Regions from separate parts of the Mus musculus genome. Here all the other regions are linked to region 3. A link is a loop called in an ENCODE intact Hi-C map of the cell type or tissue named here. Cell type or tissue: left cerebral cortex. All regions are shown on one strand. Region 1 overlaps Myo3b (myosin IIIB). Region 2 overlaps Myo3b (myosin IIIB). Region 3 holds the start of Gad1 (glutamate decarboxylase 1). Region 4 has its middle 13 kb from the start of Bbs5. Region 5 holds the start of Dlx1 (distal-less homeobox 1). Region 6 overlaps Myo3b (myosin IIIB).

Evidence for each region. Hi-C counts contacts between places; a loop is a spot of excess contacts. Peaks named below come from ENCODE experiments on the same cell type or tissue, not always from the same donor. Only the 100,000 strongest peaks of a DNase experiment are listed, where the experiment ranks them.
Region 1: a loop joins it to region 3, with 4 times the contacts of the local background. A loop is called at or near these places in 32 of 42 quality-filtered maps.
Region 2: it touches region 3 in a loop (10-fold over the local background); 11 of 42 quality-filtered maps call a loop at or near these places.
Region 4: a loop joins it to region 3, with 7 times the contacts of the local background. A loop is called at or near these places in 6 of 42 quality-filtered maps.
Region 5: a loop joins it to region 3, with 6 times the contacts of the local background. A loop is called at or near these places in 5 of 42 quality-filtered maps.
Region 6: a loop joins it to region 3, with 8 times the contacts of the local background. A loop is called at or near these places in 32 of 42 quality-filtered maps.

Annotation. Positions count from the first base shown.
Region 1 is chr2:70,215,663-70,220,662 of GRCm38, reverse strand. Myo3b (myosin IIIB) reads right to left here. Exons shown (of 35, transcript NM_177376.4): 10 at 3,493-3,648. Among named protein-coding and RNA genes, the nearest start is that of Myo3b, 180 kb to the right of the region's middle. In left cerebral cortex, a CTCF peak has its summit at 2,679 (motif pointing left); a DNase peak (open chromatin) is centred at 2,641.
Region 2 is chr2:70,257,393-70,262,392 of GRCm38, reverse strand. Myo3b (myosin IIIB) reads right to left here. Exons shown (of 35, transcript NM_177376.4): 23 at 4,301-4,430. Among named protein-coding and RNA genes, the nearest start is that of Sp5, 220 kb to the left of the region's middle. In left cerebral cortex, a CTCF peak has its summit at 2,593 (motif pointing left); DNase peaks (open chromatin) are centred at 348 and 2,579.
Region 3 is chr2:70,558,989-70,563,988 of GRCm38, reverse strand. It overlaps Gad1 (glutamate decarboxylase 1), which reads right to left and starts at 1,860. Exons shown (of 17, transcript NM_008077.5): 1 at 1,657-1,860; 2 at 79-221. The coding sequence starts at 157. It overlaps Gad1os (glutamate decarboxylase 1, opposite strand), which reads left to right and starts at 632. Exons shown (of 3, transcript NR_040496.1): 1 at 632-730. In left cerebral cortex, a CTCF peak has its summit at 2,780 (motif pointing right); DNase peaks (open chromatin) are centred at 2,785, 3,105, 4,221, 4,409 and 2 more places; H3K4me3 peaks cover 2,545 bases; H3K27ac peaks cover 2,115 bases.
Region 4 is chr2:69,632,117-69,637,116 of GRCm38, reverse strand. No RefSeq gene overlaps it. Among named protein-coding and RNA genes, the nearest start is that of Bbs5, 13 kb to the left of the region's middle. In left cerebral cortex, CTCF peaks have their summits at 1,118 (motif pointing left) and 1,956 (motif pointing left); DNase peaks (open chromatin) are centred at 1,134 and 1,939; H3K4me3 peaks cover 399 bases.
Region 5 is chr2:71,526,047-71,531,046 of GRCm38, reverse strand. Dlx1 (distal-less homeobox 1) reads right to left here and starts at 1,602. Exons shown (of 3, transcript NM_010053.2): 1 at 741-1,602; 2 at 1-90. The coding sequence starts at 1,053. It also overlaps Dlx1as. In left cerebral cortex, no CTCF peak of the experiment used is centred here; DNase peaks (open chromatin) are centred at 1,955, 2,229, 2,550, 2,730 and 2 more places; H3K4me3 peaks cover 1,937 bases; H3K27ac peaks cover 821 bases.
Region 6 is chr2:70,124,474-70,129,473 of GRCm38, reverse strand. It overlaps Myo3b (myosin IIIB), which reads right to left. Exons shown (of 35, transcript NM_177376.4): 8 at 2,482-2,627. Among named protein-coding and RNA genes, the nearest start is that of Myo3b, 88 kb to the right of the region's middle. In left cerebral cortex, a CTCF peak has its summit at 2,476 (motif pointing left); DNase peaks (open chromatin) are centred at 1,517 and 2,475; H3K27ac peaks cover 1,659 bases.

The sequences.
Region 1 (5,000 bases), 340 kb after region 3:
TCCTGCATGCTCTTTGGTTGGTGATTCAGTTTCTGTAAGCTCTCTTGGGCCAGGGTAATAGGGTGCCCTTGACCCCTCTAGTTTGTCCAAGTCTATCCCCTACTCTTGCACAAGACTCCTTGAGCTCTGCCTGATGTTTGGCTGTGAGTTTCTGCATCTGTTTCCATCTGTTGCTGGATGAAGCCTCTCAGGACTCTGACAGTGGTGGTTATATGGCAGGCAGGAAAATGTGAAGCCACAGGCTAGGCAGGTTTAAATCCTAGCTCAGCCACTTCCTGGACATCCCCAGGCATCCCAAAGCCAGGTGCCCTTTCCCGGGGCGGGGCCAGACCGACCACAGCCTCTCTTTCTCTTGTCTCAGTGCTTCTCAACCTCTAATGCTGTGACCCTTTAATACAGCTCCTCATGTTGTTGTGACCCCCCCAACCATAACATTATTTTCATTGCTACTCCATAATTTTGCTGTTGTAATGAATCATAATGGAAATATTTTTGGAAATAGCGAGTTGGTGAAGGGGTCGAGACCCACAGGTTGAGAACCGCTATTTTACCTGATTCTTGTTTGTATGGTACAAAGACTGTTAGCATCTTATCAAGAACCAGATCTGGTTTGCCTTTGCAGTTGCTCTGCTCAGTTGAGGGCTTGACACCTACACACGTAAGTAAATGTTTCTACAGAGAATAAATGAATAAATTTGACTTTGAGGAAAAGATAGAAATCAATACTTTTAACATTTGGTGCCTCCGTACTGTTTATTTTAATGATCTTCTCTGATAATTAAGGAGATGGATTTTCACAGATAAAGGGCAAAAGAAAGGGAGTTGTGCTGGCTAGCTTTATGTCAACTGGGCACAAACTAGAGTCATCTGAGAGGAGGGAACCTCAGTTAAGAGAATGCCTCCATATAATTGGACAGTAGGCAACCCTGGAGGGCATTTTCTTAATTAGTGATTGAGATGGGAGGGCCCAGCCTATTAGGAGTGGTGCCACCCCTGAGCTGGTGGTTTGAGGTGCTATGAGGAAGGAGACTGAGCAAGTCATGAAGAGCAAGCCAGTGCGCAGCACCCCTCCATGGCCTCTGCATCAGCTCCTGCCTCCAGGTTCCTGCCTTCTTTGCGTTCCTGCCATTATTGTCTTTGGTAATGAACAGTGCTAATGAGGTGCTAGTGAGAGAACCCCTTTCCTCCCAAAGTTGGTTTGGGTCAGAGTGTTTCATCAGAGCCGAAGAAATCCTAACTAAGACTATAGTGTTAAAAAGAAGTGAAGGACTCTAACAGTCTATGCACAGATATTTTTCTATGACCAACATTTATTGATGGCTAACACTGTAGGTAGGCAGAGCCATCCTAATCATTTATGTGTAGATTCAATCTGAAATCAAAACAACTCCCATCTTATAGAAGAGAGTTCAGAAGAATAAACAGTTAAATGACTTCTTCAGCAAGTGGCCGAGCTACAGCCCAAATCGGGCAGAGCCCATGGTTTTAATCATTGGTTTGCCCTGCCTGGTATGTGAGCATCGTTGGAAAGAAATGAGGGGGCTATTTTCCCATCTGTCCCTGCTCTCGCCTCTGTTAGTCTCTGTTTTCTCCACCTTCACTGGAAACTCACAGCTTTCGATAGATTGGCTAGTCAGCTGCAAATGACAGCTGAGAGCTTTTCCTGGTGGGTTCAGAAAGCATCTATATAGCCAACACCTGGCTAGCTGTTAAGAGGAAGTGTGAATTACACCGTGTTCCCTTTGGAATTTATTTCTGACCTCCTAAGGAAGGGGCTGTTCAACATTTTGATACGTATTTGTGAGGTTGTATTTTTTTAATGACTGCTCAAAAGAACATGAAGTACAGAATGAAACTGGAGATTACAAAGGCCCTGTGAGAAGCCTTTGCCACCTACCAGGCGTCTAACATCAAAAGAGTTGGCAAAGAGTAATTAGAGCAAGGGCCTGAGCGTGCACGGCGGCGTCATGATTTTCTAAGGGGGAAATAGGTGTTTAAAATGAGACTGGAGAACTGCACAGGCAAAAATGAGCAGAAGTATGGTGCTTGGTAAGTCCGAGAACTGGCTTCGAAGCCACTGGAGAGCAGCTCTCTGATCTAACAGAGACAGGAGAAGCTGGGTCTGACTTAACTGCTTAAGGGCCTGGATGTCTGGGTGTTTGCATCTCGTCCTCATTTTGGTAGTGTGTGTGAATGTGTGGGGCAGGCTGATGTACAGAAACTAAAGGAAAGTGGGTTTTTGGTTCTCCTGGCCTCAAGCACAAGTTTCTACTGCTTCAAAAGGCCCCAAGTCACAAGAATGGGTCTCTCTGCCTTGTCAGCTAGACACAGACACAGAAATAGCCATGGCAGTAAGAACCGATAGGAAAATGTTTGCTGCAGAAACCTGTGACAAGAGAAAAAATCAGCACAACACAGTCACCTTGACATTCCATCTCTGGTAAGTCTGGCTTTGGCTTTCTGGTTTGTAAACGGGCTTCTGCACAATACAGGGCTATCTCCGGACCTGATTTACTCTGTGTTATCTTCCTCACCTCCGGTATTCTGGATGTTCTTTTAATAATACTGGACTGGTGCTTATCTGCATCCTGGCCAGAATTTAAAAGCCAAGTAATTGCAGAGTAGGGGAGCTATGTCTGCAATTACATTCTCTCTTCCTTAAAGAGAAATTCTGCCACCCTCTGGACAGAAATCAAAGATCTGTTTCATAGAGATTCTCACAGAATAGAGTTTTAAAGACTTGCTCCCACACCCTAAAAATAAGCATCTTAAAAAAAAAAAACAACTATATGTCCTTTAAAAAGTGGGGGGGAGAAGGTTAGAGCCATGTAGAAGGAGTCCTGGCTGCTTTAGCTAGCATAAACAAAATGCATGAGAAAATAAAACTAAGATAAGTCTACGGATTCAGTAGAGAATGGGCTCAGAGGCCATCGAAACAGTCTTGAGCATTTAACATACACTCTTTCCACGGCCTGTTCGTAGAGTCCATGTTAGCTCTCCACTCTGCAATAGCCAATTAAAGACTTTTCACATAATCTCAGACATGACTGTTTTGCAGTTACATTTTATTTTATTTTATTTTGGGTTTTTGAGACAGGGTTTCTCTGTTTAGTCCTGGCTATCCTGTAGACCAGGCTAGCCTAGAATTCACAAAGATCCACCTGCCTCTGCCTTCGTTTGCCTCCTGAGTGCTAGGATTAAAGGTACGGGCCACCACTGTCCAGCTTGCAGTTAGTTACTCAGCTGAACACGAGGACCGTGAGATTTCAGCCATTTGAGAGAAACCGGTCACAGGGGTCTGAATAGGCAGTTTGTTTCTGAATCCTGCCTATTCGTCCACGGGACATGCTTAATTAAAGTCACACAAATGAAACGCTGCAAAATGCAAGGATGTGGTTGTTACAGATTAAAATGTGGGGCAAGCCCAAGCACAATCATATCATCCTTACAAACACCCAGAGAAAGAAATCAGAGTGACACGGAGAACCATACCTGGTTTTAGCAACAGGGTTTCGATGCTTCTGGTCCTGGAGCACCTTGGCCAGCTGTTTTTGCAGACACAAAACCTTGCCTTGAGTTCCTTTAATGAATGGGTGGTCCAAGAGATGGGTGACCGAAGGCCGCTTTTCAAAATCTTTAATAAGACACCTGTTTCACAAAAAAACAACAAATAATTCTAAAGTGTAACATTAGACACTCTCTGTCCCTGGGAATATAATATAGGAGAGAGGAGGGAAGAAGGCTTGGTAATGAACGTGATCATTAGCCCCGTGCAGCTCTTTCCTTTGAAATATGTATCAGAAAGTAGAAAAATTCAATGAATTGAATCAGTTAAACCATCAGAAATCTACTTTAGACTGTTGTAAGTAAATATTAAAAACTCAATTCTTTTTTTACTCTCAATTTACTGTGAAATATTTGAAACACTGGAAAAGTAGACTACTTAGGAAAGCATTTTTAAGAGAAGGGAGTTTATCTTAGGAACCTATAGAACTGTGACGTATCACCTCTACTAACCCTTTTATAGGAGTTGCTCTAACTCGGTGGAGTGGAGGGCCTGGGGGATGCATTTAGAAGCTTACAAAGAGAGAAAGGAACCTGCAAGCAACAGAGAAGCGTGCGGCCACTGGCTTCTAGTGTTTTCTGAGAGAACAGAAAGGTCTCAGAACTGAAGATGACTGGCACTGTAGTTCTGGTGAATTGCTATAGGATTATACAAAGTGGGGAGCAGAAAGTCCATGCAAAACGGTAAAAGTCGGGATCTGTTTGAGCCCCTCTGCAGTGGATTGGTTAGAGCCACCCCAGCGGAACGGCTTTCTCATTAGGACTAAATGACCTATCATCCATAGAAAACAACAACTCCACACACGGAAATCCCTAGTGAAATGGGATCTGATGAAAACCGCTCCAACCACCATTGCCTTTCTATCCCGAGTAGCTGCCCTGCATCAGAGGAGGAAGCTGCAACATCTTTCAGCTGACACAGGAGGCTCAGGATAAGCACAGAATGACCTTCTGCCCACTCCATGCCATCAACAGCTGTGGTTTGTCCCTCAGTAGCATGGCAGCAGCAACCCAAAGCCTTGGCAGGCTGTAGGAAAGTTAGCAGCCTCTGAGCACCTTTGACAGAGCATTTAAGCCCAATTCTTCACAGCAATCCCCAGTTGTCAGATACACAGGGAGCTTTTAGTTTTCACTTCAAAATGGCTTTCCCTCACCTTCTAGTCCTGAAGAATATTCTGTAACATTCCCGTTCCCCCGTCAGTCTATTGGTGGATGCCTTGCCTTGGGGGCTCCTAGAACCGGAGCTTGCAGCTAGAAAGGCCAGCGACGCCTAGAGTATCTCCAGACTGATGGCCGCAAGACTATAAATACCACCTCCACCTTGCCATGGGGAGAAATCAATCATTTGACTTTTATAGGTCCAGGGTGGTTTGTATAGCCTATAATTTTTCCTAGCAACAATACAAAATCAGGCACAGGGGCTCACAAAAGATTGC
Region 2 (5,000 bases), 300 kb after region 3:
TTAGCAGAGAGGCACACAGCATGACCACACAAGGCAGAATAGCACTGCGAGGTAGACCAACATGTTTACCGCATAGATCTGGTTGTCCATTGTGGTGTGAGGAGCCCCGTGCAATAACACTTACTAGTCCTGAAATAGTCCACCTGCAGGCCAAAGCATGGTCAGGGCAACAGGCCAAAAGGAAGAGAATCCATGCTGACTGTGGCTGCCTCTGTTTATCCAGTGCTGACTGCGAACCTTGGGATGAGAACCTTGGGATGAGAGCACCCTCTAGCACCGCTATCTTTCTCACCAGACTTAGCTGCTGCTAGACAACACAGGAGTGGCCCTGTCTCCTGGCGCCCTGGGGCTTTATTTCACTCTGCATGTTCAGTCTCTTTCATAGTCAGTGAGAACAGGAAAGTCAAAGGAAGCATTGGGGGAAATGCTGGGTGATTACTATCTCTGATGTCACATGGCAGTTACCATGGTAACTTGGTTGTGGAAAGTCTCCCCCCAAGACCCATGTGTCAAGGCACAGTCTCCAGCCCTGGTACTACTGGGAGGAGATGCAAGCCTCTAAGAGGCAGGAACTAGTGAGAGCTCTTCAGATTGGTGGAAGTGTCTCCCTAAAGGCAGTGATGGAAACCTGGCCATTTTCTTTCTCTCAAGACAAAGACGGTTTTGCTCCACCAGGCAAACCTGCCACTAGGTGCTACCCCAGTACCAAGCCAGCAGAAACAATTGACCATGCGCTGTAACGCCTAACACTGTGAGAAGTAAAACTTTTCTCTTTGTGAATTGGTTATCGCTGGGTATTTGTTAAAGTCATGGAAAGCTATCAAAGTTATACACAGTCAAGTGTTGATCTTTTTGACCGTAATAAGGAACTCAGACAACACATCTTTTCTATAGCCACTAATTAAGGGAGTGTTACTTTCCAGGTCGCCCAGAGAAGAGGCTCCCTTGAAAGGGTAAGAAAGCCAGTCTAGGGCACGCTGATGCCTGACTTGGGAAGTAAAAGACAGTTTCTAGCTCCCATGAAACCGGAACTTAGCTGGAAGGAATTCTTTGATAATGAAATTAAAATTTTCCTTTGAATTTTAAGGGGTGTTCCTTAGCTTTCGGCAAAAGCCCGTATTACTGTGAAATAGAAAGTGCTCAGAAGAGTGTGCAAAGCATAAGTTCACTGCATAATGACCACTATGAAGCAAGTGTCCAGGGGTCCACCATTCAGATCAGAAGCCAGAGCATCCAAGCATGGCCAGGACCATCTAGGCTGACCCTTGCAATGCTTGTTGCTGTATTTTTAAAAAGATTTATTTATTTTATTTTATATGGATAAGTACTTTGCCTACATGTATGTATGTGTACTGTGTGTGTGCCTGGTGCCTGTGGAGGTCAGAAGTGGGCATGGGATCTCCTGGGACTGGAGTTATAGACAGTTCTGAGCCACCATATGGGGGCTGGGAACGGAACTTGGCTCCTCTACAAGAGCACCAAGTGCTCTTAACCAATGAGCCATTCATTTAAGTTTTGAAGCAGGGTAAATAAAATGACATAAACAATGGGTTTCCAAGCACTGGAATTATGTTGCCAGAGTAACCGGGCCTTCTTTGTCTCTCACAGCAATGTCTAGCCACTTCCACCCCTTCAAAGAGACAAGCATACACCTGAAACAAATGCTTTCAATTTCAGTGAAAAAAAGAGACTTCTCTTCAAAGGCTATACTACAATTACAGGCAGGCAGGCAGACAGACAGACAGACAGACAGACAGACAGGCAGACAGGCAGGCAGGCAGGCAGGCAGACAGAAAAACAGACAGAAAAACAGACAGACAGAGGATAGATGGTGATAGATGTTTCAGATCTTAAAAGCCCCATTAACATTCTGCCATTCGATGCAAGACACAGCAACACTTTTTAATGAAGGTGGGAGGACGATTATCATTACAAGGTAGTAAACTGGGGACCACTTCAAAACAGAAAGTGAAGGCACAAGGAAAAAGGTTCTAGTTTCTCTACTGACACACCGCACTAACTCTGCTGTAGCCTCCTGCTGTCTCAGTAGGCACCTTGTTACCAGAAGACTTTGGTGTCAGCTAACTGAATGCATTTTTGCATGAATAAATCCAGAAAGCAGACAAATACTCTTGCCTTTTAGTTTTGACACTTACATGCTGCTTTTAATATTATTCAAAATTTGAAGAAGAGTGGATTTACAATTCAAAAAAAAAAAAACAGCATCGTGCACAGCTCAGAATCACAGAGGAGCTTGCTAGGATATCACGTTTGTTTCCTCTCTCCTTCTGTCTCTCTCCCTTTCTCTCTCTCTCTCTCTCTCTCTCTCTCTCTCTCTCTCTCTCTCTCTCACACACACACACACACACACACACACACACACACACACACACACACTTTTGTTACTCCTAGATGATGTGAGCTTCCATTTCCAGGCACAATTCAGAAAGGTTATAAGCTCTCTGGAAGACGAATTAAAATTTTAAGTCAAGAACTAGAAAAGGCTCTGCTGTGTTTCTTTCCTGCTTTGGGGAGACTCCGGGAAGGACAGGAGGCTCAAGGCAGAGCTTTGCTTTCTGCATAGAGCCACCTAGTGCTCAGGACTATGAACTTATTTTTTTTCCTTCAGCCACAAGCTGAAAGAGTAAATTCCAAAACCACGAACAGGTTTGACAAGTCATTATTTATGTTTATAGGAGAGTGCAAATGCCAGCTGAAGAAGAGTCTTGCGGACAAATTTTATTTCAGGGACTATTAGCCCTGTTAATAACGGCATTATCTCTGCTTCTGCCCAGAAGCCAGCTGCAGAGGAGTCTGAACTCCAGAGGGGAGCACCAGCCAGCTCTGCCCACAGCTGTTCACGGGATCCCGGGGATCCACATGAATTAATCCTGGCTGCAGCCAAGAAGCATCTACAGGGCAAGCTGGCTGCAGACTTTGAGTGGGCACTGGGTACCACGGAAGCATGTTTGAAGGATGTTAAGTTACTTGTTTAAGTCAAGAGGGGCACAGGTTGTATGTAGACTAGCTTTTTGTTCTCTCTTAGGCAGGATTTTCACTTACTCTGGATCATTTATATACTCAGCTATAAATTAGACATGGCGACAGTTCCATCCTACCTTGCAAAGGTCCCAGGTGAGAGACATGGGTGCCAATGATTTTAGGAAAAGGAAGGAGCTGTGAGAAGAGGATTGTTGTGGCCCAGACAGAGACAGCTGGATCCCAGGTGAATCAAAGGAGCTTGGTCCAGTGAGAATCCATTGATCTGGGAACTCTCATCTGGGGACCTAGCAGCCTGCTTCTTGGCACGAGGACCCACAGATGGACAGTTTCAGCTGTCTGTCAGCAAGTGAAGCCATAGATGTTCCGGGTTGTTTAGGGGAATGAGAGAGGGTGAGAACTGGACCAGGTAATCTCTGAGGGCTCTTGGTCAGAAGACCGTTGATGTGCCACACACCCTTTCCTTGGAATCTTACACCAATACATCTCCATAATTCTAGGTAAACCAAGTCTATGATTATATACAGTTTTATCAAGAGAGTTAAAAGGAGGCAGAGACGATGAGAATTGTAAGAGCTGATGTGGAAAGTGTGTGTGTATGTGTGAATGTGTGAATGAGTATGTATGTGTCTGTGTCTCTGTGTGTGTGTGTGTGTGTGTATGTACGTGTGTATCTGTGTGTTCGTGTGTGTGTGTGCACGTGCGTATCTGTGTGTGACTTCCACTGTGTGTGTATGAATGTGTATATCTGTGTCTCTGTATGTGCATGTGTGTATCTGTGAATGTGTCTTTGTGTGTATGTGTGTGTCTCTCTGTGTGTTCACATGTGTGTGTGTGTGTGTGTGTGTGTGTGTGTGTGTGTGTTATGTGTGATTAATTCTTCTCAGGACTTAATTTACAAAAGAAATAGCCATGTTCTTTTCTTGAATTTAAACAGCACCCTGACCCTGGTTAAAGTTCAGTGTTGGGCTGGAGAGATGGCTCAGTGGTTAAGACCTTTGGGTGCTCCTGCAAAGGATTCAGGTTTTGGTCCCAGTACTCACATCATAGCTCACAACCATCCTTAACTCCTGTCCCGGGGATCTGATTCCCTCTATGACCTCTGTGGGCACCAGGCATGCACATGGTGCATAGGCATACACACAGGGGTAACACTCAGACATGAAAAATAAAACAAAATAAAGTAAGTCTTTAAAAGGGGGGAATTTGATGTTGACAGTGCACATATGACAGTATTTGGGCACTGACTAAAAGACACCACATAGGCACTGGACTAAAGCTTTGGGGAGTTCTCAGGTACCTGTTTTGGTCAAAGGAATTGAGAACAGTTGCTGAAGGAGTTTGTTCTCAGACGTCCTCAGGACTACCACCACGTCAGCAGGGAGGGTGTCTCTGTTTTTCTCAAGAACCCCAGAAGCATCGTATAACACCTAGAAGACAGACAGCAACGTGTGCAAGTTACCAGAGGCAACTGACTGTGGCCAGGGACACTGACGGGCTGTCTGAGGAGCCACTGCCCGGCAACTGGATATAAACTCATCCTGTCATGTAACACAAAGCCTTTGACTACCAAGCACCAGATAAAAGAAAGAAGTTGTACTTTTGACAGGTCAATTTATCTTAGCTTCCTGTCCAGGTATCTTTGAAGAAAGGATCATATGGAAGAAATGGCATATTATAAAAACTGCTAAAATACTGAGTGTTCATCCCGTGTGAAATGCTTATTCCCATTCTACTGATAGGCAAGTGGGGGCTTAACAAGGGGCCAAATGAGGTCTGGCAGTCATCATACTGGGGCAAATCAGCTTTTAGCTCATGACCACGATGCCCTCACTGCCTCTCAAAGCACTCATGGGGTCTGAGTGATCACTCAAAGAGTCTAAGTGGTTCTTGGTTCTCAGCAATGAGGGAATCCAACCTAGAGGGATTTGAAGGGATACTCTACAAATCCCTGCAGTGGTATGGTGGTTTGAATGAGGGTGCTTCCCATAGGTTCATAT
Region 3 (5,000 bases):
GACAGCGCAGCCTCCCGCAGTGCCAGCGCCCCCACCCTCGCTGCAGTCCATTTAATAGGAAACTGGGGCAGGACCTACTTGTAGGGCGCAGGTTGGTAGTATTAGGATCCGCTCCCGCGTTCGAGGAGGTTGCAGGCGAAGGAGTGGAAGATGCCATCAGCTCGGTGGTCTTGGGGTCTCTACGGTTCAAGGGTCCCCCGCAGACTGGGCGCAGGAACAGGCTGCAAACAGAAGGGAGAGCTGTGCCGGGAGAGCTTCTAGGTCCTGCGGCCCGGGGCACCGAAGTCTCGGAGACAGAAGGGAGACCAAGGGCAGCGAGCTGGCTGGGTCCTGGTGCGCGGTCGGTGGGAGGGGGTGGGGAGGCGCTCGCTAGCTCTGGGACTGGGGCGCAAGCACAGTAGCCCCGGGCGACTCTCAAGTCTAGAGGCGCAACGGGGTGCTCCGAGTGAGGCTCACAGCTAAGGGGCGCCGGAGGCGGGTGCAGGACGCGAGGGATGGGGTGAGGATAGGGCCAGGAGCACTAGGGAGCACTCATCGAGCAAATTCCAGCCCAGCCGAGACAAGCCCCATTGGGCTCCCAGCAGCCTGGTGAACGGGCAGAAGAGGAGGGGGGAGGGCGTGCGGGGCGGGCACGTCTGGTTCGGTGTCTGGCTCCCGTTGTTGTGTCTGGCCAATTCCTTGGAAAGAAGGAGGCTCACAGCGCCGGGGACAGGGACTTTGGTGAGACAAGGTGAGAAGAAATAGGTCCTCCGCCCCTCAGGACTTGACCCGCTAAGAATCAGTCACCTTGCACTCCAGACAGCCAAAAGGCAGCGTGTCGAAGCCTTGCTGATCAGTTTCTTGTCCCACCTCGTTTCTAGCTTTCTCAACCCTAGAGCGAGGCTCCGTCCCAGATTCACTGTTTCTACTCTACCTAGTCCCCAGAGTTCGTTTCACTGAGCCAGAGAAGGTGGCAGAGGGTAAAAAGGAGACCGTCACCCGGTGGCGAATTTGCGCCTAGGGCGCAAGAGACCTCGGATAGAAGAGTGCGCGGTTCCCCTATTTGGTGTTTGTTCGTGGACAGAGTGAGGGAGAGAGGGCGAGAGAAGAGGAAGAGATGGGGAGAAGGAGCGGGCGAAAGAATGAGAGGAGAGGGAGGAGAACGGTAATCTGGGTAAATCTAAGACCCCGCAGAGCGCAGCCCACCAGCCGCCTTTTGCGTGTCGTCCCTCGGGCCGAGCATCTGTCCCCCCCCCCCCCCGCAACCTCCGCGCGCTCTCGCAGCTCCGCGGGCGGCGGTGGGACGCGGGTGCTGGGGAAGTAACAGGTTATCGCTCCTCGCACCTTCTGCCGCTGCTACCCAGGCGCGTATCCGACAGCCGTGAGCTCCGATCCCCCAAGCGCAGGCAAAAAATGGCTCTGGGGTCACTTCAGCCCTTATGTGTCCTCCCGAATGAAATTGATAAGGGTTTCAAGAGCGAGGAGGGTAGGGGATGGGTGCGCCAAACCACAGCTGCGACAGGACTGGCGGGAAGCACTCGGCTGTGGAAGGTGGGCGACAGGCGCGTGCTGGTGGGGTGAGGCAAAGGGCTGGACAAGAAGCCGCAGGCTGAGGGCACCGGGTTGAATAACCGAGGCGGGGCTCTGGCAAGTCCGGGCGATCCGGTATTTACCCACCTCGGTTCAGCGACAGCGAGCTGGACCCTCCCGCGACTCCTCTGCGAAGCGTCCCGGGGCTGGGCTGGGCTCGGCTCTGTCACAGGAGTACGTGCTGGGTGTCACCCCAGGGCTGCTTCCTTGCTTGCACGATCCCTGGTCCGGCACGGGAGAGCCTGAAGAAGGGAGAGATCCGGAGAGGCGGCCGCTGGGCTTGGGGGAGGCGGGGGCGGAGTGGGGAGGCGGGGACCCGCTCGGCGGGGGGAATCACGAGGCCGTTGCTCGCGGGGGCAGCTCGTCCGCGGAGCGCTGGGGCTCCTTTGCAGGTGTCTGACTGCCTCTGGAGCTTTGTAGGGCGATTATAAATCCAGCTCACGGGTTTGCGACCAGAAAGGAGGGTGTGTGTGACAAAGTCCTATGAGTAATCCAGAATGCACTCAGCACGCTCTGTTTTTTGTTTGTTTGTTTGTTTTTTGTTTTTAAATTATTTTTGAGATAGGCGATGTTGGGTGAGGGCAAGGGAAAATATAATTCCTACGAAGAATTTTGTCTCACTGGGTGATTCTTCCTTCCCCTCTTCCTAGCCCTCCATCCCGTATCTTGGAGAAGACTAGAATATTTGCTTTGCCTTGATCAATCTCCTGTGGTTGTCCTGGATTGGCGATTCCAGAAGGTTTTCTCTGGGTGGTGTCCTAGGGAGCGCTCTACTGAGCCAGTATGGCTGTACAGGCAAAGCGGAGATGAGGGGACCACCCAGACAGACCCTGGAGTTTCTGCACTCCCGTTTCTTCTTCCAGTCCATCTCCACACTACCTCGTTCGAACACAGCTACCTGGCACCACAAGAGGCAAGGGGTCTATTTCCCTTTCTCTGAGCCCTCTCCCTGGAGAGGGGTAAAAGAAATCTTCGTAATTGATCATGTCTGAAGGTTAATAACACGCACGAGTGCCGCTCCACACGCCTGGGGCAGCAGAGCATGGAGGGTGGCTCCGGGAAGCCAGGACGGCACTCCGTGTCTTGGCCCGCTCTCCTCGCTTCTTTTCAGTTTCACGCTGTTCAATGATTCTCTCTTGGCAATATTTAAGCACATTACTGAGCGGGGTGAAGTCCCCCACCATAAAAAGGCGGTATTGGAAAAAATTTCCACCAGAGGGCGCCAAACACACAGAGACCCCGTGCTGGCGGCCTTTTCCCTGGTGCGCCCTAGACAACACCTGGAGATGCCCGAAAGGCTCTGTAACGGCCGGCCTCTTCTAGCCTTCTCGCCGCTACCTCCTGGCTTTCTTTTTCCTCTCCCTCCGTTTCTCATCCTTTAGGGGCAAAACAAACTGGATTTTTGGGCCTGTCTGAGTGATGGGGAGTACTCTATGATCGCTTTACTCGTTTTCATAGAGATTTCCCTCATATTGTGGAGCAGCAGACCGGTTTATTCATGTGCACCTCTGGGTCTTCGATGGTTTATCCCAGGCCTGTCTCTTTTTTTGTGACCATCTTAGCGACTTTCATCACCACTCAACGGAAACATCAAAAACAAATAGTATAAATCACCGAAATTTTCGTGAGGGAGCTGGAAGCCTCAGGGCTGGGAGGATACGGTCTGATCAACAAAAGGGATTGAAGTAACTAAGCTGCTCCTTGCGACCAAAGAGAACATTGCTGTTTTCTCTGGGCCTCACATAAAAGCCCCCGCACATTTTAAAAACAAAAAGCACCCGAAGGGTGGGCTGAGCTGAGTTGGAACAGAAGTTCCCCTGCGATCCTGTTAGGTATGTATGTGTGTGTGTGTGTGTGTGTGTGTGTGTGTTTCACGAAGGAAATGGCCCCTCAAACCACGCACCTCAGAGCTTTTCAGAATATCTTGAAACTGTTTACGAGGAGGTAAACTCGGAGTTTCTTCCACGCCCCCTTTCCTGGCCTTCGTTAAAAGATATAGTGACATCAGTCAGGAATCTGGGTGTCACTGACTAATGTCAATCACTCAAGACTCGCTGGTCAGGAGGGAGGAAGCATAAATCCTCCCGACCCTAAGTACCCACAATTCTGCCTAGGTGCGGCCTTCCTCTGTCTCCTTAATCTTCCTCCAAGACTCTGTAAAGACGCTTCACCTGTGGCACTAGATGGAGAAATTTTCAACCATGTCTTTCTTTGACAACGGAATTAAAAGCTCTCAATCCTAGGGCTTTAGCAAAATCCACGTGGAAAAGAAAAGAATATTCTACAATAGTAGATATCACAAGTCAAACCAGGCTGGGTCTCTCTATCTATCTATCTATCTATCTATCTCTCTCTCTCTCTCTCCCTCCCTCCCTCCCCCCTCCTTTCTTCCTCTCCTCTCTCCTTTATGACGGGAAGGAAAAGAATGAAGGCTTCTATTTGTCCTTAATTTGAAAGCGTATGAATAGTAGTAACCAATTGAACGATATTAGTGACCATTTGATTTATATTATCTTTGCATTCATGAAGATGACATTCCGGTGAGCCAGAAGAAAGGTAGACTGAGGGACTCATGACTGGATTAATCTCTGATTATCTGCTATTCCAACTCAAGACTCTTGGGCTCAGCGGGATATTGAAAACCGAGGGCCTAGAAATCTACTCAGTTCCGGTACATCGAGTTTTGCGTCAAAGAGAAGACTTCAGCACCGAGGACAGCGCCTGTCGTTAGGGGCTTTCCAGGGTGTTCACTGCAGGTGCGGGGCCAACCTCCTGCCTCGCCCCAGGCTGGGCCCCACCTTCTTTTCTCTTTGCAATAAGAACTGTTTATTTTTGCCTGATGGGGATTGTAGGGTGAAGCGTCTCGCCCACTCCTTTCTTCCCCTCCTAAGAATTTGGACGGACGACAACTGTCCTTGGCATTTGGATATTTGGCTCTTCAGAAACAGTATTTGGAACCTATTTTTTATTTGGGGTTTTCATTCTTTTTAATCTTTATACTCCCAGAAAGGGGATGCTTAGGAGAATGGGGGTGGCAAAAAGACATCCTCTCCAGGGACTCGAACCGGTGGTGAGGGGTGGCCCGGAAAGGTGTGGTGTCCGGCCAGCTGTTTCGTTTGTATTTTGATTTAAGAATTAACGCTTTGAAGACATGGGAAAACAAAGCTCTAAGGCACAAATGGGCGGAGAAATACCCACGGCTGTGTTCTTTCTCCCTCCTCCGGGGCGTTGGGGGTGGCCCGCCGCTTGCTCTCTTATTCTGTCTACCAAGGACAAAGTTCCCTAGGTCAACAGTAACAAAGAGGGACAAACATACTACGTCCACTGTGCCCTTTTCCTGGGACATTTCAAAATACTTAGAACGTGTTCGGGGGGGCCCTGGGTTTTTTGAAAAAGAAAAAAAAATCTGGTGGGAGGAGCGTTAGGCGTGG
Region 4 (5,000 bases), 930 kb after region 3:
ACTCTTATAAAGGAAAGCATTCCACTGGGGCTTGGCTTATGGTTTCAGAGGTTTAGTCCATTATCATCATGGTGGGGAAACATGGCAGCCTCAAGCCAGACATGGCGCTGGAGAAGGAGCTGAGAGCTCTACACCTGGATCCACAGGCAGCAGAAGTGAATGCCACACTAGACCTGGCTTGAGCATACAGGAGATCTCGAAGCCCACCCCACAGCGACACACTTCCTTCAACCAGGCCACACCTACTCTAACAAGGCCACACCTCATAATAGTGCCACACCCTGTGGGCCAAGCATTTAAGCACATGTGTCTTAGGGGCCAAACCTATTCAAACCACCACAGCTTGGAACCATCTTGCTAACCCTGTTTGTTTGTTTTTAGAGACATGCATCAGTATTTATTGCAGGCTAGCCTTGCTGTCTCAGCTCAAATGATCCTCCTTGTAATTGGTCCTTCCAAGTAGCTGGGACTACAGGTGCCTATGCCTTGGCTACAAATTATGTCAATATTATCTCTATTTAAAAACCCACACAACCCCTAGGAGAAAAATATAGTGCTCTTCTGCCGATTAAAAGGATAACTGGGAGGTTGGCAATAGCCTTTAATCCCAGCATTGGGGAGGCAGAGGCAGGGGAATCTCTTGAGTTTGAGGCTAGCCTGGTCACTGGCCAGAGTGAGTTCCAGGAAAGCCAGGGCTTCCAGGACAGCCAGGGCTACACAAACAAAAACTGTCTCAAACACACACACACACACACACACACACACACACACACACACAAACAAAAAATGGGGATTCGGGGGGGGGGGGGTATCGTATTGGGGAAATACACTTGCTGCCAAGGCTGATAATCTAAGTTTGATATAGATAACCCAAATGGTAGAAGGGCCAACAACTAAAAATTACCCCATGCCAGCCAGAAGAGCAAGCTCTCCCCCACAAACAAAGAAACTTTTTTTTTTTTAACAAAAGTTTTTTAAAGGGAGAGGGGGCACACTGGCTGGCTCAGTGAGGAAGACCACTGGAGTTCTTCCGGAGGATCAGGGTTTGGCACCAAGCACCCACATGGTGGCTAACAACCGTCAACTCCAGTTTTAGAGAAACAAATGCCCTCTTGTGGCCTCATCAGGCATTGCATGCACATGGTCCACAGCCATGCCTGAAGGCAAAGATAACCATACAAATAAAAATAAATTTAAAGGGAGGTTAATTAATTCAAAACTTTAAGGAGCCGGGCGTGGTGGTGCACGCCTTTAATCCCAGCACTCAGGAGGCAGAGGCAGGCGGATTTCTGAGTTCAAGGCCAGCCTGGTCTACAGAGTGAGTTCCAGGACAGCCAGGGCTACACAGAGAAACCCTGTCTCGAAACTCCCCCTCCCCCCAAAAAACCCCACAAAACTTTAAGGAAACACTCTTTTTGACACTTCCTTCTCACACCATGAGCAGGACTTAGTTCTTTTAAGAGGACTTTGTGGGTTGGCAAAATAAGTACGAAAAAATGTGCTTACCTTGAAGCCAGCCCTTCTGAAAAGTTGGGAAGTACTCACAAACAGGTGCCAACTCCACAGAGTTGTCCTCTGACACAGGGGCAACACACACACACACACACACATTTTTATATGCATGAGTGTTTTCCCAGCATGTACATTTTTATAACACGTTTGAAGTTCTGGATGATTGTGAGCCACTGTGTGGATACTGAGAATCAAAATCAGCTCCTCGGCAATAGCAACAAGAGCTCTTAACCTCAACGCCAATTCTCCAGGCTCTCCCCTCCCCCCTCCACACCCCCTCCCCCACCCCCGCCACCCCAAATGCTAATTTTAAAGGGGGAAAAAAAGACACAGGAAAAAAACAAAACAAAAGAAAACAAAACAAAAAAACAACAGGAAGGGTGGCGGGGGAGGAGCGTCGTTGAAGTTTTTCTCTAGGACAATAGTGACACCGTGTGGCCAGTTCTTAGGACAGCAGTTACGAAGCGGAGTGAGTGTTGATTATACACTGGAATGCAAAAATCACTGTTAACTACATCAAGCAGACTTCAGATAGAATTCAGAGAGTTTATGGAGACCTAGCATTTGTGAGGACTATGCCGGTTCTTTTACAGATGTCTTTATTATATTGTTCTGTATTTTCTCAGATGATCAGGGACTAAATTAATTCTGCTGTGTTTATATAGTAAAGCAATCCTGCAGTTGTAAGCAAATGTATGTTAGTGTATTCTAGGGAAATTGGTTTTAAATATTCATTCATTCATTCATTCATTCATTCACTCATTCATTCACTCATTCATTCATTCAAAGATGGGCTCCCACTCCAGTCAGGCTGCCTTTGGATTCATTATATAGCCCATTTGTAATTCTCCTGCCTCATCCTGCCCAGTAATAAGATTACAGGCACGAGCCTCCACCTAGTTGACAGACCCCTTGCTTTGCTAACCTGCTTCCCATAGGGACTACACAACACATTCTGGCATGCAGAGGGACTGACTTTGTCCTAGCTTTAATAGTCCACCCCACCCCCTTTGGTAGTTGCCATTTCTTCAAATACAGTTTATTCACTCAGTTAAAATAATAACTTTAAAAGATGAAAGTAGCATTGAGGTGCAGTGTGCACACCTGTAGTACCAGCACTGCGAAGTGGAGGCAGGAGAACCCTGAATTCAGGCCATCCTTATGAAAGAGGAAATAGAGACAAAGAAAGTGAGAACTAGAATCATCCTCCCAGAGCACAGCACATGGAGGCAGCAGAATCCGAAATTCAAGGTCATCCTCAGACACACAGGGAGTTTGAAGACAACCTGGGCTGTGTGAGACCTGTCTAAAACAGACAGACAGACAGACAGACAGACAGACAGACAGACAGACACATTAAAGAGAACACAAGCACCTAACCAGGGTAAATTTTTTCTATTCATCCACTAGACATTTTAGTAAATACATTGTTACTGTGAATGTGTGCTTGGTGATGTGTGGTCAAATGTGCCACAGTGGGTGTGCAAAGATCAGGGACAGCTTTGTGGAGTTGGTTTTCTCCTTCTGCCTTTATGTGGGTTCCAGGGATTGAACTCCGGTTGCCAGATGGAGCAGCAATAACCTTCTGAGCCATCTCACTGTCTGCATCTCTCCTTCCCCGTGGCTGGTGAGACGGCATAAAGCAGCATCCTGGACGCTTCTTTGGAACTATGTTTGACGTCCATGATGATTGGGAAGTGCTCAGTATATAAACATGCCTGGTAATGAACCGCAGGGAGCTGGAGACACACATGAGGCCAGGGTGATTTACAGCATCGTTTATAAAGCAGGATACAGGAATTGAGTTGGTTGAGACCTTAGAGGTTAAGTAGACCAGTCTCCTACTCAGGAAGTAATCCTGCCAACAATAATCTTGACATGCGGTTATTTAACATCTGCTGGAACAATCTCAGTGATTCCCAGGAGTAGAAAGCTCCCTGCCTCTCTAGGCACGTCATTCCCAACTCGAATGATCCCAGAGTCTTTCTTCAGTGATTTGAGGTCTGTCTTCTTGCAGCTAGGGGTTTTTCTCAGGCTGCCTCAGTAAACTAGTGGGCACCTTTCCTAACTTAGTAGATAGGTTACTGTGTAAATTTCTCTCCCCTCCAGGCTAAATGTACCCAGGCTTAGCATCCCCTAACCGTTTTTTGGTCACTTCCTTGGCTACTTCTCATTTTGTCAATGTCCCAGTAAAACGGATGTGATGGACACAGTCTTTGTTATGGTTTTTGTTCTTGCTTTTCTTGATATCGAGTCTCCTGCAGCTGAGGCTCACCTTGGAGTTTGGACCCTTCTGCCTCCGCCACCCAAGTGCTGGGATTGCAGGGATGTTCGCCAATGTCCTGTTTATGTGATGCTGGGGTAGAATTCAGGGCTTTGTGTGAGCTGGGTAAGCATTGTAGAAACAGCCTTACATGAAATCTCATTACTTTAGTGTGTGGAAGGCTTGTGATTGTGTGTGGATTTTAGATTCCTGTTAATGCTGCTTAAGTCATTTGGTGGTTACACAACTCCCTTTCCATATATTTATTTTTAAAGAATCGACGCACAGTAAACATGACTATTTTTGAGAAAGAGTCTCACTATGTAACTCAGGCTGGCTTACATACCTCACATTGGCTGAGAATTTGCCATCCTTCTCAACTTCTAGGGTGCTGGAATTACAGACATGTACTAGCACACCCAGTTAACGTTGACATTTTTTTAAATGTGTGGTTGTAAAAGACACATATGTAAGTTGGATGGTGGTGGCACACACATTTAATCCCAGCACTTGGGAGGCAGAAGCAGGCAGATATCTGAATTTGAGGCCAGCCTGGTCTACAAAGTGAGTTCCAGGACAGCCAGGGCTACACAGAAAAAAACCCTGTCAAGAATCCAATAAACAAATGGACAAATAAATAAATAAAATTAATAATAAAAAGACACATAACCAGTACCACAACCAGGAGCCTCCCTGCTCCTATACCACTATAGTCAACCTCCTGTGGTCCCTGGCTCCTGGAATCATTGGTTTATTTACTGTAGAGTTTTGTCTGCTAAAAAATGTCATATGAGGTGGGTGATGTAGTTCAGTCATAGGGCATTGGCATAGGATGTGCGAAGTCTTGAATCCACCAGTCCTGGGGCCCCATGAGTCCATTATTTCTGGGTCTTATAGATTTTCCATTACATAAGCACAATTACATTGGTGCTTGTCTCCAATCTATCTTCAATCTCTTGATGTCTGGGAGGCAAGGTAGGAGGCTGAGGTAAGAGGGCTGTCAAGTTTGAGGCCAGCCTTGTGCTACATAATGAGACCCCGCACAAAAAATAATTAAAAACCCCTTGTAAGATGGTTTATGTAAAAGACCTGTAAGTTTATTCATTTGTTAAGTTTTATTAAATGTCTAGTATATGCCCTGGAGATATGGACTTGAATAAGGCCAAGCATCCTGCTACAGATCAGGATAACAATGTGGCCCCTTGGGAAATTGGGGAAAGAAGAT
Region 5 (5,000 bases), 970 kb before region 3:
AAATTGTCCTGGGTTTACGGATCTTTTTCCCTTTGCCGTTAAAGCGCACCTCGCCGCCTTCCACCACCGTACTCTTCTCGGAGTCCGCCCCTGGAGGGACAACAGAAGCAGAGACCCTTGTTAATGCTGCACTGCCTTTAGTGAGGAGGGACGAGAATGAATGTCTATGGATGGGTTGGCAGAAGTAGGGTCCGGAAAAGAACGTTCAAGAAACCCTGAAAGACTGCGAAGGTCCCTCAAGGTCCGAGCGCACGTCCCTGGCTGCTGCAGACAGAATTGGGTCGTTCCCAAGAGCGCAGCTATTGCCTTTGCAGAGAAAGTTTGCTATTTTTTGCAGGCGGTAGTTGAGGTTTAATTACCCTTAATTGCATACATTGTTTATAGCGCTACGCAATAAATAATTACCGAGACTAATACGTGCACATGTGGGTTTCTGTTTTCCAGCAGGGCATTGTGTGCTCGGCGCACCGAGCGGCCCAGAGGCCCAGCCAGTGCCAGGAGACGCGCTCGGATTTATCCTTTGCTGGACAGTTGTAAATTGAATTGACTTATAATTTTTTTCTTTTCAGTGACAAGGATCCACAGATTGATATCCGAAACCTCTACTACTTCCGCGCTTTCCCCACCCCCACCCACCTCTCTACCCCACACTCTCTTGTCTTTTCTCTTTCCCCCTCCCCTTCTCCCCCTCTCTCCTATTCTCCTTCCCTTCTCTCCTTGTCCCTGGCAAGCGCACGTACCTGGGTCCTCCAGGCGGCTCTGGGCGAGGCTGGCGCTGCCGGGGTAGGACTGCACGGAACTGATGTAGGGGCTGGACGCGTGGCTGCTGACCGAGTTGACGTAGGGGTAGCCCAGCGGTCGGGAGAAGGATGAGGCCGAACTGTAGGCACCGTCGGGCTGCGAATGGCCCGCCGAGTGTAAACAGTGCATGGAGTAGTGCCCGTGGGACATGGGAGAAGGAGACATTTGCTGGTTGGGCGGCCCAAACTCCATAAACACAGCCTTGCCCGACACGGGGCTGTTGAGACTTTCTGGCATGGTGGTCATGGTCATCTCTTCTCGCGGGGTCTGGGTGTGGGTCTTTCTCTCCTCTGCTTCCCTTTTGGGGGTCTCTATGTTTCTCAGGACAGGAAGGAACCCAATTTAAGCGGAACAGGGGTTTTCACTTTCCATTCATAAGAAAATGGAGTTTGTCTCTTTGAAAAGTCTAAGCATGATGCTGCCGAGCTCCCCAAACTCGGTTCAAAGCTTTGACTCAGCCAAGGTCATAAATATTCATGAGCTGGTGGAGCTGATTGGTCGGCTCTCTTGCATAATCACCGGGGATTGGTCCGAGAAGCTCGGGCTCGGCTGGACTAGAGCGGGCGACGCGGCCCGGCCTGGGGAGAATCCGGTCCACACGTCCCGGCCGGGGCTCCTCTGCAACAGAGCGCGCGGAGCGGGACGCACAATGGGCTGCGGCGTCCGCGCAGGAACCTCGAAGGCGCGCGACTCCAGCCTCCCGCCTCCCTCGCGCGCTTCCCGCCCCAGAAACCAACCAGCCGCGCCCTGCCGTCGCCCTCCCCCTTGCTGTCCCCACCCTTCGCCCGCCCCCAACGCCTGGGACCCCGGACCACTTCTTCTTGAGGTCACCTAGTCCGGTGCGGAGCGCCGCTCCAGAGTCCGGCCGCGGTCTCTGGATCGCGGAGTCGCGCACTGGGCGACAACCCAGGTAGCCTGCAGCCAGCGGTCCTTCTGAGCGTCTTGTGCCTAGCTCAGCGCGCTCCAGGCCGCGCCTCCCAGGTTGGGGTTCTCTCGGCCACATCCCGGGGATCTGGGTTTGGGGGCCCTCTGGCCCAACTCACTCACTCGGCCGCCGCCCCGCCGTTGCCACCGTTCCCAGGGGCTTGCTCGCATCTCTCCAGGCCCAGCTGGCCACTCCAGCTCGAGGCTGCACGGGTCTGATCAAAGCAGTGCGCGTGGAGAGCCAGGAACCCACGCTTCTCCACCCAGGAAAGGCGGCCGCACCGCCTCCCCCCTCCTTTCCCTCCCAACCTTCCTGCCTCCCCCTCCCCTCTCCACTCCCCCTGAGCCACGAGCCCCGGGCTCACTCGCCCCGAGGGCGCGGCTCAGCGTGGAGTCCTGAGGGCCCGCAGTCGCCTGGTGGCTGGTGCATCGAACTCCTGCCAGGTGGTCATTTTCCGACCTCCTGGGGTCTGGCCAGAGTACTTGGGGTTTGGGAGTCCTAGGGAGACACCGACACCCTCAGCAAATCCTGATCAGTGGTAGGCTTGAATATTTGTGTTTAGATATGCCCCTCTCTGTCGCCCGATCTCTTCCTCACCTCCAGTGGCCAAAGCTGGAGCCTCCGGGCCCGGGGGTGAGGTGGGGAAGCTGGTGAAGGAAAGAGCTGCCAAAGCGCGCTGTCTACCATCTGGGTGCAAGTGTTGAAAAGTGCACAAAAGATTCTCTCGCACTCCACCCCCCCACTACTACCACACACCACCTCGCGTGGCGCAAACTACGCTGGTTGCTAGGGACTGTTGGTTCCCAATCCCGCCAGCCCCACGATGAATCCCAAATTACTTTGTTAGGTAATTAGAAAGTGTTGATAATTATTTCTTTCATAATTTAGCGGTGTGACGGGGACCGGGGGAAATGATCTTGTGAAAGTTCACACGTGCACACGTATTAGTTACTGATTCATTTGATTAAATGGTAGTCTCAAGTGCTCAGATCCGCAGCTGAAGGCGCCCCATTAGCATAACACTGATGTTTAATTTTCATACGCATAATTAGCCATATATTTAACACTAATAGCAACATGCAGCCTTTCAGCGTTAAACAGCCCGGGGATTTGATCTGGCCTGAGCTGAACCTGCGCCGCGGCACCTTCCCCTATCTGGAGTGCACAGTGATCACAGGGAGACCTCTGTAATCAAGCACATTTTGGCAGAGGGAACACCAATAAAAATGAACATTCAAAACAAATTACATCGGTGATGTCGTTACAGATATGAGTACAGGGGATTCATTCTCATTCTCTCTCTCTCTCTCTCTCTCTCTCTCTCTCTCTCTCTCTCTCTCTCTCTCTCTCTCTCTCTCTCCTTCAGCAGCAGCTCCTGCCTAAAGATTTCCTCTTCTGATTAAAGGCATGAGGCTGTGCGCAGAAACATTTCATGCAGCATGTTGGTTGGAGCAAAAGAGAAAAACAAAAGAAAGAGGAAAAAAACAAAACAAAAAACAACAGTCCAAAATTCGTAAACCAATAAAGGGTTTGCCATCGCCTGAAAGGTTTTTTGTTTTGTTTTTGTTTTTTCCTTAATCGCCAAACCACAAGGTGAGGCTTTGTAACACCAACCAACTAAGAACTCCAACTCGCCTCGTCCTGGTCTTCCTGTCGTACTCGCGATTTTAATAGCTCCTTCTTAGTGCCTGTTTTGGGGTGTGGAGTGCCGTCCTGTGCGCCCAACGCAGCCGCTTGGATGCCATCTGAACCGAAGGTCTCTTCGCCTTGCGGGCCTTGCCCATGTAAGTGATCGCTGCGGTTGTGCGCCGGGGTTGGGATGGGGAAAACTGGACTGGTGTCTCTTGGAATTTAGTGCAAGGTATGGGGACGTCGGATGGCCGGATTGCCTAGGACCAGTTTATCCCAGAGACTGGTTGGGTTGGGGAACCAGAGAGCGACCATGGGTCTACTAGGTGCTCTGTCCTTCCACTTAGCAGAGCAGGAGGCCAGGCTGGCTACTGGGAACGGGTGGGCACGATAGGGTTTCAGAGTCTGGCCACATTTAGAACTGAGCTGTGTGTAGGTGAGGGAGCACACTTGAGAATTATTTCCTAACTCAAGGAAGCAAGTCTTGGGAGAAACTGAGCCGGGTCCCTGAAAGAGTGTACAGGCCTCAGCAAACTTCAGGAAGTGAGATCTTATCTCTACTTTGTGAGTCCCGGTGTGCAGTCCTCCAACTGACCCAACTCTAAAGTGACACACCTGCTCCAAAATGCTCAGACCTTTGCCAGCCCAAGTATGAAAGGAACTTAGACTCTCCCATTGGTCCTGAAGGTTCCAGATCGGGAGCAGAACTCACGGGAGTCACCTCAGGAGCCAACAGCTCAGGTAGCCAGCTTACACTTCCTGTCTGGAATCCCTGCGGTTCAGGGTTAGGCGTCAGGTCAATTTAGTTGGTCAGCTGATGAGGAAGTGGAAGAGAGGAGGCTCTTAAAAAACAAAAACAAAACAAAACAAAAAAACGAACCCTACTTCTCAGTCTTAACTTCAAAGAACATTACACAAAATTCCTTTAAGTTTGTTTCCTACAGAGCTGCTGCGTTTAGCAGCACAGGCTAGATTACTAAATCAGATTATATACCTTCCCCATAAATACCTTCACCTGCAATAATTGTCCCAGTGGTTGGTGAAATCCTGTGGTCCTAATAAAACTATCCTTAGGGGGACCTAAGAGTAAACTGATCTGCAGATAAAGACACTACATGCTAATCTGATTGCTCTAGAAAAGAAGTGAAGTCATTCTCTGGCAAGTATCTTTAAGGCAGCTGGCCCTGATCCTCTCTAGGGAATATGGATGCTCCGTGGTCACAGCTTCAGTCTCTGAGTCTCTGCCTGGCGAATTCCAGAACACCTCAAAAGTTTGCCAGTTGATCTTTAAAATTCCCCATTCCTTCTTACCCTCAAACAAAGTCGGTTTAGAATTGCCGCCACACAACTCTCTACATCTCTAGATGTAGACAAACTGATCTGGGGAGTTGGGGACCATGGATGAATTCCCAAGTTTAGAGGAGAGCTGAAATGTACCACTGTGGGCAGTACTTGTCCCCAGCTTCCCACCTCCTCCTCCATGGCTCTGGGTGTCCTGCTAACTCCCTGGGGGTGCCTCTATGCTATCAATCCTGGCAAATGTAAAATCTCCTTGGCTCCCCAGACGATCCAAGCCCTATTAAGGACTCGGGCCACCTGGCCATTTGCATGAACACAAGCCAGAGTTCACAGAGGTTCTGATGTT
Region 6 (5,000 bases), 430 kb after region 3:
AATGGAAGAAAATTCCAGTGCATTGGAAGTACATCCAAATAGAAAAAGAAAAGGAAACTGAAGTCAAGCAGAATCAAGAATTTTTGTCATTAATGTTATTTGCAGGGAAGGGGAAGGGAGGGCAGGGCAAGGGGAGGGGCCCACCCTTATGAAATATAAAAGTCAATATTCAACTGGATTTTTAAAATATGTAAATGAGAGCTGGTGTACTAACTCAGTGGGTAAAGATGCCAAACCTAACAGCCTGAACTCAACCCCCACAACCAGAATGATGAAACTAGTCCTTTGATGTCTTCACACACACACACACACACACACACACACACACACCCTCCCATGCCTTCTCAATACATAAACAAACAAATCAATGCAATATAAGGCTTTTAAAAATGTAAGTGTTTAACTTCATCACTTTCCATTTAAGAGCTTTTTTCTGAGGAAATGATACATTTTTAGCACTGAGAATAGGCATGCATGGTCACACAGCTCTAGTCAACCCGTAACCCTTCAAAGAGAACTGAGTGATCCCGATAGGATAATTCTTAAAGAACTAACTTACTGATATAAACCCACAGAGTTCTCCCAGGGCTTAGGAAGAGAGCAGCTACCGTCTTAGTACAGAGGCTGCATGTCGTCATTTGTTTTTCTTCTTCCTGCCCAAGAATGGCAAGCCAGCCCATTAGAGTTGTGACAATGGCAAATGTTGAGTCCAAATAATCGCACAGAGAATCTGCCAAACTATTATTCTGATATCTGATCCAGCATCCGAACAGGAAAAAAAAAATAAAGAAAGGCAGGAAGTCTAGGAAAGAGTGACAGTCTCAGCATAGCTGGGATAAAGATGGATGTCTTCCAGTTCCCTTGTTCTGTGAGCCATTCTGCATCGAGGTAGGGAAAGGGGGTTAGTTATCTTCATCTAGATCTAAAGACTTCTCCCAAGATACAAGACGGGAGTGGAGTGCTAGAATAGAGATGATCAGAGAGCAGAGGCTGTGGACACAGAAGTTAGCTCATCACTGGAGATGAAGGGTCTATTGACTCAATGGGTATACACTCATGTGCACGCACACACACAAACACACACACACACACACACACGCACGCACGCACGCACACGCACATGCACGCACACACCTCTTTAGCCTCCTGGAATTTATCAGCGTAGGCGATTTTTTTTTTCAAAGCATTTCATCTGCCTATGAACGCACACTTTTAAAAAGGGAAAGAATAAATATACCCAAAGAAATCTCTTATTGAAAGTGTATACATCTCGTAAAACTCTCTGCTATTTGGGAAACTATGTTGCCATAGCAAGCAAGCACTTGTAACACAAGGAACCACACAGAGAATCCTTGCAGCCTGGTTCCTCATCTCTGCACATGTCACCGCTCGCTCGCTCTCTCTGCTGCCGGCTCCTGCATCCGTAGGTCCCTTCGACTGCTCACCAGACTGTTAATTAAGAAGCCGGAAGCTTCAGCTGCTACCATGAGCACTTGTTTTTATGTTTTGGAAAAAGCAGAAAAACCAGCCCGGCTTAAGCGAGGCTGTTTTCGGAATGTTGGTTGTTGGTTTGCTCACATCTGGATTAGGTCTAAAATGATAATATTACGATGATCAACGCTTGAGAGCCCCATCTGCATATAAATAGGCCTAATCAGAAATGCAAATGCAATTTCCAGAACTGTGTAAAGGCTGCAGATAGCTGCGCTTTTGTGCGGATAAGGGAAGGTCAACACGTGTATTGTGACATCGATTCAACGGCCCAGAGTGTTCCTTTGAAAGAGCCGGTTTGGAAAATACAAATTATCTATCAATCTGCACCCAGGCTGAGCTGGGCTCCCCACCATTTGACCCTCCTAACGTATATCAGCTCAGCTGCTGGCAAAGAACCACCCTGCACGTGCAGACCCTGAGAGCACACAGAGTAGGCAGCACACCTCATCTAAATCACTTCTGAGACTCCTCTGAAGGGGCTTTCCCACTGAGGGGTGAGGAATAAGGATGTATGGGTAATGAGACATCTTTCAGATAGACGTCACTGCTGATCTGAGTGGATATGACCATATGTATATGTATTTTGGGGAGCCCCCTCAAGCTCCCCCAATGCTACATTAAGTACACTTAAAAAGAAAGCGTCGGCCTTTAGACCAGTTGTTAAGTCCTAAATCACATCTGTGTTTCTCTCGTGTAAAGCACAAAAAAAAAAAAAAAAAAAAAGAACATTTCAGAAAAATTGTAGTGCTGTGAATTGGCAATTGTCCCATGCTCTCGCCATTTCTCAGGGAACTTATCTTGTAGCGATTAGTATCTCCTCACGCCCCCACCCCCACTCTAAATTTTTTCCCTCATCTTTTTGAAAGGGAAACATATTACACAATCGAGCTTTCTCAAATGCGGAGAGAACTTGCATACCAACTAGCTTCCCTCCAAAACCGGTTTCACGGAGCACCGATGAGTCAAGAGCGCCACCTGGTGTCCTACCTTGGTATCTTAAAGAGCATTTTCACAGGATGCATTTCAAAGAGGGGAGGGTCTCCATCTCCCAGCTCAATGGCTGTGATGCCCAAGGACCAGACGTCACAACGAGCGTCATAGGACGAGTCATACTGCTGCTCGCAAGCAATGACCTATCAGACAAAAACAAGACACAACACATCAGGCCACTGTCACCCCAGATGCCTGGAAACCCTTTTTGTTATTCCATTGACCGTGCTAATGATGAATGGGAGCAATGAGATGTTTGTAGGCTGTGCATAACCGATTCATCATCTGATATGTTTACTAACTTAGGTCCTTCTCCTTTCCTTTTGAGCTGGGGTCTGACGATGTTGCTGAGGCTGGTCTCAAATTCACAAGACGTGCCTTTGCATGTTCATTTCTTCCGTTCTCATGTGACCGTCACGCCTGCTAGGATTACAGATGGATTCGCTTCCTTTTTAAAATGTGTTAGCTCCACTCAGAAACCATGTGTTGAACCATCTCAGTACAAAGCACATCATGAGGTAGTGTATGGGAGAGGGGCCACTCTGTCTTCAAAGTGCCTGCTTTTCGTTCCCCTTTAAAGAAAAAACTTGGTATTCGAACGGTACCTCCCAGCCTGCTGTTAAATTTAAACCCCCAAAAACAGTTGCTCTTAAGAGTGGCTGACACAGAGTCCTCGGGAGTGCAACCCACCGAGCAGACTGATGTTGGAAGACCCTACGGTTATGAAAAGCAGGAGCCACCCCATCCTACAGTTTCCCTCTTACCAACAACGTCAGAGCCCTCCCCAACATCAAACAACCTCAACAACAGTTTGTGGGTGCCACTGCATTTTCTGGCCTAACTGGGTAGAGAGCAGGGAGATTAGAAATGGCTGCAGGCTTGCTAGTGGGTGAAGAACAGGAATTCTTGGAGGATTCTGTTTTATCAATGTTCTAAGTCTCACAGGGGGAAGCAGACTCCTGACTGTCATGCAGGACTGGGAAAGAGGTGCAAGCAGAGGGTGAAGAGGGACCCAGGGCTCCCCTTGCCCTTGATTCTGCCTCCCAGAGCAGGCCGGATGCTGACTGTGACAGCTGAGCACCACGTTGGTGAGTGTGGGGTGGGCAGGCTGCTCCCCTCAGGCTCTCATGTTGGCTTTGGCTTTTACTCTGGGTGAGACAACTACTTGTGGTAAGCTGACAAGAGACAAGTCAGGCTTCTATTCTAGTTGCTCCCCTGGCTGCATGCTGAGGGCAGAGCCAAGAGAGGGGGACACACAGCCAGTTACAGTGCTACTGTACCAACCAGTTATAACCAGATCCTGAATGTAATTCTGAAGGTTGAACCAACTGGAATTCAGAGTGGGCTTTTAAGAAAAAAGATCTGTGGATAACTCTGAAGTGTTTGACCTGGGCATGTACCGGAGAACTGGGGTTAACCCACATGGAAAGGAGAGAGAAAAAGCAGGTTCAAGAGTCAAAGCTGAAGCATTCAAATCTCAGGGGTCAGGGAAGTATCCAATGGGAGATAGTGATTTTAACCCCTAAGGCCTCCAAGGCTCCCTACTGGACATCTGAGGTAGATAATTATAATTATAAGAAGAGTACTCTGGCCTGTATGTGCCCCCCCCCCACCCCATCCCCCAGTTCATGTATGAGAAATGTGATCCCTATAATGCAACAGTGATAGGAGATGTGACCTTCGGGAAGATGTCCAGTCCGGAGGCTTGGCCCTCCTGAATGGATTCATGTCAAGACAAGTGTATGAGAATGGCTCTCTAGCCTCCCACCGTACGAGGAGAGTCGGAGGCCCTCACGGAACCCCAGAGCCTTCACATTCCCAGACCTTATGGCTGTGAAGGAATACTATTTTGTTCCCTCTAGATTGCCCTGCCTGAGATATTTAGTACAAAGTAAATCAGCAAAATAAAGAATTATGTTGTGCTAAGTGATGGTGGCTGGTGATGCACGCCTTTAATCCCAGCACTTAGGAGGCAGAGGTAGGCGAATCTCTGAGTCTGCTGTCAGATTGGTCTACAGAGAGAGTTCCATGTCAGCCAGGGCTACACAGAGAAACATCTTTCAGAAAAAAAAATGTATGTTGCTTTGGGCCCCTGGATCTTGATATTATTAAAGCAGTGAGAGAAAGGTAGTGTATCAGCTCTCTTCCACACCAGGTCATGTGAAAATGTCCTGAGCCTTCTATCCTCAACCTCAGCTATGGCTCTTACTGTTGCTGCTTCTTCTTCTTCTTCTTCTTCTTCTTCTTCTTCTTCTTCTTCTTCTTCTTCTTCTTCTTCTTCTTCTTCTTCTTCCTCATCTTCCTCCTCCTCCTCCTCCTCTTCCTCCTCTTCCTCCTCCTCTTCCTTCTCCTCCTCCTCCTTCTTCCTCTCTCTCTCTCTCTCTCTCTCTCTCTCTCTCTCTCTCTCTCTCTTTCTCTTTCTCTCTCTCCCTCACCCCCCCTGGTCTCTGAACTAGAGAATGTTCTCCTATGGACCTACACCATGTGTCTAGCTGCCACCCCTCCATCAGAACAGA